Linked DNA regions of Homo sapiens: region 1 is linked to region 2. A link is an interaction called in ENCODE POLR2A ChIA-PET data of the cell type or tissue named here. Cell type or tissue: Caco-2. All regions are shown on one strand. Links, peaks and the distances in the headings refer to the core of each region. The heading gives the core; the rest is flanking DNA.

Region 1 (4,389 bases), core at 304-4,303, 470 kb after region 2:
CAAAAATTAGCCAGGTGTGGTGGCACATGCCTGTAAACCCAGCTCCTTGGGAGGCTGAGGCATGAGAATCGCTTGAACCCAGGAGACAGAGGTCGCAGTGAGCCAAGATCACACCACTGCACCCCCGCCTGGGTGACAGAGTGAGACTCTGTCTCAAAAACAAACAAAAAAAAAGATGCTAAACATCATACAGTTGACCTTTAAACAAGAGAGGTTTGAACTACAAGGGTCCACTTTTACATGGATTTTCTCCTGCCTTTGCCACCCAAGAGATAGCAAAACCAATCCTTCCTCTTCCTCCTCCTCCTCAGCTACTCAACATGAAAATGATGAGGATGAAGACCTTTATGATGACCCACTTCCACTGAATAAATAGTAAAATTTTTTTCCTCCTTATGATTTTTTCTCTAGCTTATTTTATTGTAAAAATACAGTATATAATACATGTAACATACAAAATACGTGTTAATCAACTGTTTCTCTTTTTTTGTTGTTTTCTTTGAGATAGAATTTCGTTCTTGTTGCCCAGGCTGGAGTGCAATGGTGTGGTCTCGGCTCACAGCAACCTCGGCCTCCCGGGTTGAGGCGGTTCCCCTGCCTCAGCCTCCCAAGTAGCTGGGATTACATGCGCCTGCCACCACGCCTGGCTAATTTTTTTGTGTATTTTTAGTAGAGGCAGGGTTTTACCACATTGGCCAGGCTGGTCTCGAACTCCTGACCTCAGGGAATCTGTCTGCCTCAGCCTCTCAAAGTGCTGGGATTACAGGCGTGAGCCACCGCACCCAGCCAATCAACTGTTTCTGTTATTGGCAAGGCTTTCAGTCAACAGCAGGCTATTAGTAAAGTTTTGGGGGAGTCAAAAGTTACATGTGGATTTTTTTACTGAGCAGGGAATCAGCACCCCTGACCCTCATGCTGTTCAAGGATCAAATGCGTAAGTAAAGAAGTGGGAAATAAAACTACACTGAGAACACAAGCTTGCACCAATGAAACAGGCAAAAGTTAAAAGTCTGACAACATTGTGCTGGTAAAGATGTAGGGAAACAGGCACTCTCGCACATTGCTAGAAGGGTATTCCTTCCAAGGAAGGCAATCTGGCTCTCAAAATTACAAAAATGCATCCCTTTTGGTGTATCTTGGAAGAGACACACAAGAAACAATACTGGTTTTTTCCAAGGAGGAGCACTGAAGGACTGCAGGAAAGAATTTTGAACTATAGGAGGCTGGGCACGGTGGCTCACGCCCGTAATCCCAGCACTTTGGGAGGCCGAGGCGGGGAGATCATGAGGTCATGAGTTTGAAGCCAGCCTGCCCAATATGGTGAAACCCCATCTCTACTAAATATACAAAAAGTAGCCAGGCGCGGTGGCACACGCCTGTAGTCCCAGCTACTGAGGAGGCTGAGGCAGAAGAATTGCTTGAACCCGGGAGGCGGAGGTTACAGTGAGTCGAGATCGCACCACTGCACTCCAGCCTGAGCAACAGAGCGAGACTCCATCTCAAAAAAACAAACAAACAAAAAAGTTAGCCAGGCCTGGTGGCACACACTGGTAATCCCAGCTACTTGGAAGGCTGAGACAGGAGAACTGTTTTAACCTGGGAGGAAGAAATTGCAGTGAGCCGAGACAGCGCCACTGCAGTCCAGCCTGGGCGACAGAGCGAGACTCTGTCGCAAAATATAATAATAATAAAATTAAAAACTAAGATTTTTAAACTCCATGAGTATATTATATAAATAACATTTGCATTTCAAAAATACTCAAGAAAAATATTCCCAAGAGACACAATTTTGCCTCTGGAGGACCAGGCTGAGGGGTCTGAGCTCAGATACTGAGAGCCACTCTCCCATCTGTGATGGCTGCAGAGCTATGGAACCCGAAGCAATATTCTTTCGTTCAGGCACTATTTACTGAGGGCCCACTATGTGTCAGGCACTGTTCTACTGGCTGGGGTAGTTAACAGTGACCAAAGCGACAAAAATCTCTTACTGTGGATCTTACACTCTATTGAAGGAGACAGTCAACAAATGAAATAAATTAATTAAACAGGGACAAGGGCTGATAAGAAAAATATAAAGAAGAGAGGGAAATAGATGTGATGAAGTCAATGAGAAAGGTGGCGTTGGATCAGGGGATCAGGAAGAGGGTGGCTTTTGAGAAAACGCCTAAGGAAATAATGAAGCGAAAAGCATTTCACTCAGAGGGAACAGCAAGTGCAAAGGCCCAGAGGCAGACGCCTGCCCAGTGTATTCACTGAAGAGCAAGGAGGCTGGGGCACAGAGAATGTAGACCAGGAACAGGAGATGAGAAATGTGGGGTGGGGAAGGGTCACATCACATGGGAGCTTCGGCTTCTACTGTGAAATGGAGCACCCTTGAATGGTTTGAGCAGAGGAGTGACAAGACCCAGCTTACATTTTTTTTTCTGAGACATGGTCTCGCTCTGCTCTGTTGCCTGGGCTGGAGTGCAGTGGCACAATCACAGCTTACTGCAGCCTCGAACTCCTAGGCTCAAGTGATCCTCCTGTCTCAGCCTCTGATTTTTTTTTTTTAGAGACGGGGGTCTTGCTCTGTTGCTCAGGCTGGTCTCAAACTCCTGGGCTCAGGTGATCCTCCTGCCTTGGCCTCCCAAAGTGCTGATATTACAGGCATGAGTCACCACACCTGGCCCCAGTTTACCTTTTAACAAGATCACTGGCTGCTGTGTGACCAACAGACTGAAGGAGGGCAAAGTGCAGAAGCCGAGAGACAGGACAGGAGGCTACTGCCTTAACTCAGGGTGGAGACAATGGTGGCCTGGACTAGGCTGGGACCTAGGGGTGGTGAGAAGTGGCTGAATGTTGAGTGACACATTTTGAAGATCGAGTCAACCAGATACGCTGATGGGTTGATACAGACAATGAGGAAGAAAAACCAGGACCTCAGCTATAGACAGGCTAAATTTTAGATGTTTACTAAATATTCAAGTGAAGGTAACAAACTGGCTACTGGTTATAAATCAGGAGTTCAGAGGTAAAGCCCAGAGGAGTGATCTTCTATTGGTGGCATTTAAAGCCAGAGGTTGGAAGAAGCACCTAGGGAGCGAGTGCAGGTAGCAACGAGCCCTAGGGCATGAACAGGTCACCATTTTATTTTATTCAGTTTTTATTTTAATTTGTTTTTGGGACAGGGTCTCACCCTGTTGCCCAGGCTGAGTGCAGTGGTGTGATCACAGCTCACTGCAGCCTTGAACTCCCAGGCTCAAGCGATCCTCCCACTTCAGTGTCCTTAGTAGCTGGGACCAGCTAGCATGCACCACTATGCCTGGCTAATTATTTTATGTTCTGTAGAGACAGGGCTTCCCTATGTTTCCCAGGCTGGTCTTGAAACTCTGGGCTTAAGGGATCCTCCTGCCTCAGCCTCCCAAAGTGCTGAATTACAGGCGTGAGCCACTGCACCTGGCCTGAAATCACCATTTTAGACAATTTTAGCTAAAAGTTCCCTATTTTCCTGCTCCTTTATTTTCTTTCTTCTTCAAGAATTACAGCTACAAGATGACAATCCCATGAGAATAAATAATTAACACATGTAAACTATTTCACAAAATTTGGCTCCCCAGACCAAGGTGTGGTTAGATTCTCCCTCTTCCCTGGGCGTAGACAAGATGAAGACATTATACAGTGCCACTCACCTTTCAAAGTGAGCTGAGACTTCTCAAAAGGCAGGGCCACTCCTGCCCGGCTAGAGCTGGCAGATGCCATATCATCACCGTGAAGCTGTAAGACAAACAGAAAAAAGAATTCAGAGAATATCTGATAAGAAGACAGAGGAGTTTAACTCAATTTCAATATTTAAGCTTAAAGAAACAGGCAAGAAAATAGAAACGTCCAAGCAACTGCAACCAGGGTATAGTTTGTCTTATAATGACTTAATGAACCTGGACAGGTCTTAGGATAGACTAGAAAGGACACAGGACTGTTATAGCAAAGTCTAGAGGAGGCAGAGTCTACTAAGACACCTCTGCCAGGCATGGTCGCTCACGTCTGTAATTCCAGCACTTTGGGAGGCCGAGATGGCCAGATCACCTGAGGTCAGGAGTTTGAGACCAGCCTGACCAACATGGCAAAACCCCGTCTCTACTAAAAAATACAAAATTATCCAGGCATGGTGCTGCATGCCTGTAATCCCAGCAACTCTGGAGGCTGAGGCAGGAGAATCACTTGAGCCCAGGAGGCGGAGGTTGCAGTGAGCCAAGATCGGCCATTGCACTGCAGCCTGGGTGACAAGAGCGAAACTCCATCTCAAAAAAAAAAAAAAAAAAAAAAAAAAGATTGGCTGGGCGCAGTGGCTCATGCCTGTAATCCCCAGCACTTTGGGAGGCGGGTGGATTACAGGGTTGGGAGTTCAACACC
Region 2 (4,389 bases), core at 115-4,114:
TAATGAGTTTGCTTCCAAAATACAATTGGACAATTAGGAGCTAAGAAGAGTTTGCGAAAGAGAATCCAGCAAAAGTCAGCCAAGAAGGAGTGAAAAGGTCATTGACCCCACTGTCCCCTTTCTATGCATTTCCCTTGAGCAGTATTTGAGAACACAGTGGCTACGGTGATGGCTCTGCGCAGGGAGAAGATGTTCGTGGAAGAGGTGTCCACAGGCCAGGAGTGTGGAGTGGTGCTGGACAAGACCTGTTTCTATGCTGAGCAAGGAGGCCAGATCTATGACGAAGGCTACCTGGTGAAGGTGGATGACAGCAGTGAAGATGTGAGCCAACAGTTCTTCCTTGTTAGCCGAGGAGGGCCAGGCGTGGAGCCGGGGAGCTGCTTTTGCCCCACAGTGCTCCAGGCCTTGGGAGCAGACCTGACACACCTTTGGGTTGGGTTCCATGGTATTTCTGAAGCCGAGGGAGCTGTTGCTTGTACCTGTTGCTTTCCTGGCCATCGGGTACCCTCGTAGGAGTATTTTTGCAGCCAGGGTACAAGTTTCCTACAAGCTTTGCACATTAAAAAGGAGAGGCAGCTCTCTGAAGGGGAGATGTCCTTGTAGAAAACTCAGCCTCGAGCTCTGCCGCTGCTGAATGAGTTACTTTGTCTCCCTAGGCTTCAGGTTCCTTATGGAGGCTTTTAGATACTCAAAGATGCGGCTGGGTGTGGTGGCTCATGACTATAATCCTAGCACTTTGGGAGGCCAAGGCGGGTGGATCGCCTGAGGTCAGGAGTTCAAGACCAGCCTGGCCAACATGGTGAAACCCTGTCTCTACTGACATACAAAAATTAGCCAGGTATGGTGGTGGATGCCTGTAATCCCACCTGCTCGGGAAGCTGAGAGGGGAGAATCGCTTGAACCCAGGAGAGGGTGGTTGCAGTGAGCCGAGATTGCGCCACTGCACTCCAGCTTGGGTGGCTGAGCGAGACTCTGTCTCAAAAAAAAAAAAAAAATTCTAAGATGCTCCTTAATATTGGTTATGTCTGTGTGTGTGCACAAATATATTTAATTTTTTTTTTTTTTTTTTGAGATGGAGTCTCGCTCTGTAGCCAAGGCTGGAGTGCAGTGGCATGATCTTGGCTCACTGTAACCTCTGCCTTCCGGGTTCAAGCGATTCTCCTGCCTCTGCCTCCTGAGTAGGTGGAATTATAGGCACTTGCCTTCACGCCTGGCTAATTTTTGTATTTTTTTAGTAGAGATGGGATTTCACCATGTTGGCCAAGCTGGTCTCGAACTCCTGGCCTCAGGTGATCTACTCACCTGAGCCTCCCAAAGTGCTGGGATTACAGTCATGAGCCACTGCACCTGGCCTATTTAATCATATTTAATGATATTAAGGGAGTATGTGTGTGTGTGCAATTTACATATGTAAAGAGAAGTTATATACACGAGTTTATATTGAAAATATAAGAAAATTTGTATGTTTTTAAGGATTTATTTATTGGTCTCTTCCTTGACCCCTCTTAGAAAACAGAGTTTACAGTGAAGAATGCTCAGGTCCGAGGAGGGTATGTGCTACACATTGGAACCATCTACGGTGACCTGAAAGTGGGGGATCAGGTCTGGCTGTTTATTGATGAGGTGAGTTGGGTTACTGTGGCCCCCATTGGATCTGGTTAGTAATTATCTTCTCCTCTGGCTTTAAATTGTCCTGTCACTGTTGGGCCGGGTGTGGTGGCTCACACTTGTAATCCCAGCACTTTGGGAGGCCGAGGCGGGTGGATCATGAGGTCAGGAGATCGAGACCATCCTGGCTAACACGGTGAAACCCCGTCTCTACTAAAAATATAAAAAATGAGCTGGGCGTGGTGGCAGGCGCCTATAGTCCCAGCTACTCGGGAGGCTGAGGCAGGAGAATGGCGTGAACCCGGGAGGGGGAGCTTGCAGTGAGCCAAGATCCCGCCACTGCACACCAGCCTGGGCAACAGAGCGAGACTCCGCCTCAAAAAAAAAATTGTCCTGTCACTGTTATCACTCCCTAGTGTAAGTAGACCGCAGGGGTTAATTTAGGTGCATTTGGTGGATTGTGAGGGATGCAACTAAGAGTTAATCTATATGTTCCCAAGTCAGTGATTTCACCAGTGATTTCAGTTAAGATCCCGTGGACTTGTTTTCACGGATTGCTTTTCTAACGTCACCTACTTCTTTGGGAGCCAAGGATGCTGAAGAATGAAGAGGTAGGCTCTGGCATGTGACAGAGCTCCAGAGTAAGAGTAGCTTAAAACCAGGATAGCAGTGTATGTTCTAAAAAGCTCAAGCTGATACGGAGGCTCTGCCCCACAGTCAGAGGGCCTGGTTTCTCCTCACCTGTCACTCCACCTTCTTTCCTGGGGCATTGCCTTTGATTTCCTGGTTCAGAGGATAGCTATCAGATCCATTGTCTAGGCCAGGGGTTGGCAAACTTTGTGTAAATAACTGGATACTAAATATTTTTGGCTTTGCTGACCACATGTTCCTGGTGATGAGTACTCAGCTCTATAGTTGGAGTGTTCAAGCAGCCATTGACCATATGTAAATGAACAGGTGTGGCTGTGTTCCAATAAACCTGTTTATGGCTGGGCACAGTGGCTCATGCCTGTAATCCCGGCACTTTGGGAGGCCGAGGCGAGCAGATCACCTGAGGTCGGGAGTTCGAGACCAGCCTGACCAACATGGAGAAACCCTGTCTCTACTAAAAATACAAAATTAGCCGGGTGTGGTGGTGCATGCCTGTAATCCCAGCTACTCAGGAGGCTGAGGCAGGAGAATCGCTTGAACTCGGGAGATGGAGGCTGCAGTGAGCCGAGATCATGCCATAGCACTCCAGACTGGGCAACAAGAGCGAAACTCCTTATAAAAAAAAAAAACTGTTTATAAAAATTTATAAACACATACATTTGGGGAGGCTGAGGTGGGAGGATTGCTTGAGGCCAAGAGTTTGAGACCCAGCCTGGGCAACAACATGAGACCCCATCTCTACAAAAAAATAAAAAATATTAGTTGGGGGTAGTGGTGTGTGCCTGTAGTCCCAGCTACTTGGGAGGCTGAGGCAAGAGGATCACTTGAGCCCAGGAGTTTGAGGTGGCACTGAGCTACAATCGCGCCGCTGTACTCTATCCTGGGTGACAGAGCAAGACCCTGTCTCTAAAAATGAAAAGACAGATGACAGGCTAGATTTAGCCATCGGCCGTCATTTGGCAATTCCTGTTCTAGGCGGTGGAAAAGAAATGGGAGGACCTGCCCCATCCCTTTAATGGTAGACATCACTTCTGTTCAAAACCTTTTGACCCGAACTTAGTCACATGGACACACTTAGCCATAGGGAAGCTGGGAAATGTAACCTTTATTCTGCACAGCCATATTTCCAACTAAAAATTGTAGCACTCGGGGGAGCAGATAACGAGGAGATAACTAGCAGTCTATTACAGACCTCTCCATGAGCCCCTCTGCCCTTTCCAGCCCCGACGAAGACCCATCATGAGCAACCACACAGCTACGCACATTCTGAACTTCGCCCTGCGCTCAGTGCTTGGGGAAGCTGACCAGAAAGGCTCATTGGTTGCTCCTGACCGCCTCAGATTTGACTTTACTGCCAAGGGAGCCATGTCCACCCAACAGATCAAGAAGGCTGAAGAGATTGCTAATGAGATGATTGAGGCAGCCAAGGTAGGATGGGCGACGGCTGAATGCCCCCCCTCCCCACACCGTCACTGTCTGTCCACAGTCTTAGCAGTGCGGTGCTCTCACTCTGTTGTATCAGATTCGTCCTGCACGTAGATTTGCTTAAAGCAGGCTGGGCACGGTAGCTCACGCCTGTAATCCCAGCACTTTGGGAGGCCGAGGCGGGCGGATCACGAGGTCAGGAGATTGAGACCATCCTGGCTAACCCTGTCTCTACTAAAAATAGAAAAAATTAGCCGGGCGTGGTGGCGGGCACCTGTAGTCCCAGCTACTCAGGAGGCTGAGGCAGGAGAATGGTGTGAACCCGGGAGGTGGAGCTTGCAGTGAGCCGAGATTGCGCCATTGCACTCTAGCCTGGGAAACAGAGCGAGACTCCGTCTCAAAAAAAAAAAAAGTTTGTTTAAAGCAGTGATTCTCCATCTGTGCTTTTGCCGGGGGCAGTGGTGGTGGTTGGTGGAGGGGAGAGGGAGAGGCATTTGTCCCACCCCACCTTGGGAGAACCAGAGCTGTTCTAGTTAAGTCTGTTCACATATGAGATTTGGTCCACAGTTTAACAAAATAGTTGGAAATTCCCATACTGATGCCCTTGACTTTGCACGTGGCGTGTGATTGAGGAAGCTCATGGCACGTGCTAGGCCAAGCCAGGTTGGAACCCGAGTCCTGCCTGCAGGACCATGCTTTCCTGCC

The links. ChIA-PET counts read pairs that join two places held together with the same protein. Peaks named below come from ENCODE experiments on the same cell type or tissue, not always from the same donor. Only the 100,000 strongest peaks of a DNase experiment are listed, where the experiment ranks them.
Region 1: POLR2A ChIA-PET joins it to region 2 with 7 read pairs; 2 of 35 experiments call an interaction of 5 or more read pairs at or near these places.

What each region holds. Positions count from the first base shown.
Region 1 is chr16:69,786,360-69,790,748 of GRCh38, reverse strand. It overlaps WWP2 (WW domain containing E3 ubiquitin protein ligase 2), which reads right to left. Exons shown (of 24, transcript NM_001270454.2): 2 at 3,669-3,753. The coding sequence starts at 3,738. Among named protein-coding and RNA genes, the nearest start is that of WWP2, 26 kb to the right of the region's middle. In Caco-2, for the core only: no CTCF peak of the experiment used is centred there; a DNase peak (open chromatin) is centred at 2,728.
Region 2 is chr16:70,258,278-70,262,666 of GRCh38, reverse strand. It overlaps AARS1 (alanyl-tRNA synthetase 1), which reads left to right. Exons shown (of 21, transcript NM_001605.3): 12 at 143-321; 13 at 1,510-1,623; 14 at 3,481-3,687. Among named protein-coding and RNA genes, the nearest start is that of EXOSC6, 8.5 kb to the right of the region's middle. RefSeq lists a silencer at 2,095-2,337. In Caco-2, for the core only: no CTCF peak of the experiment used is centred there; no DNase peak of the experiment used is centred there.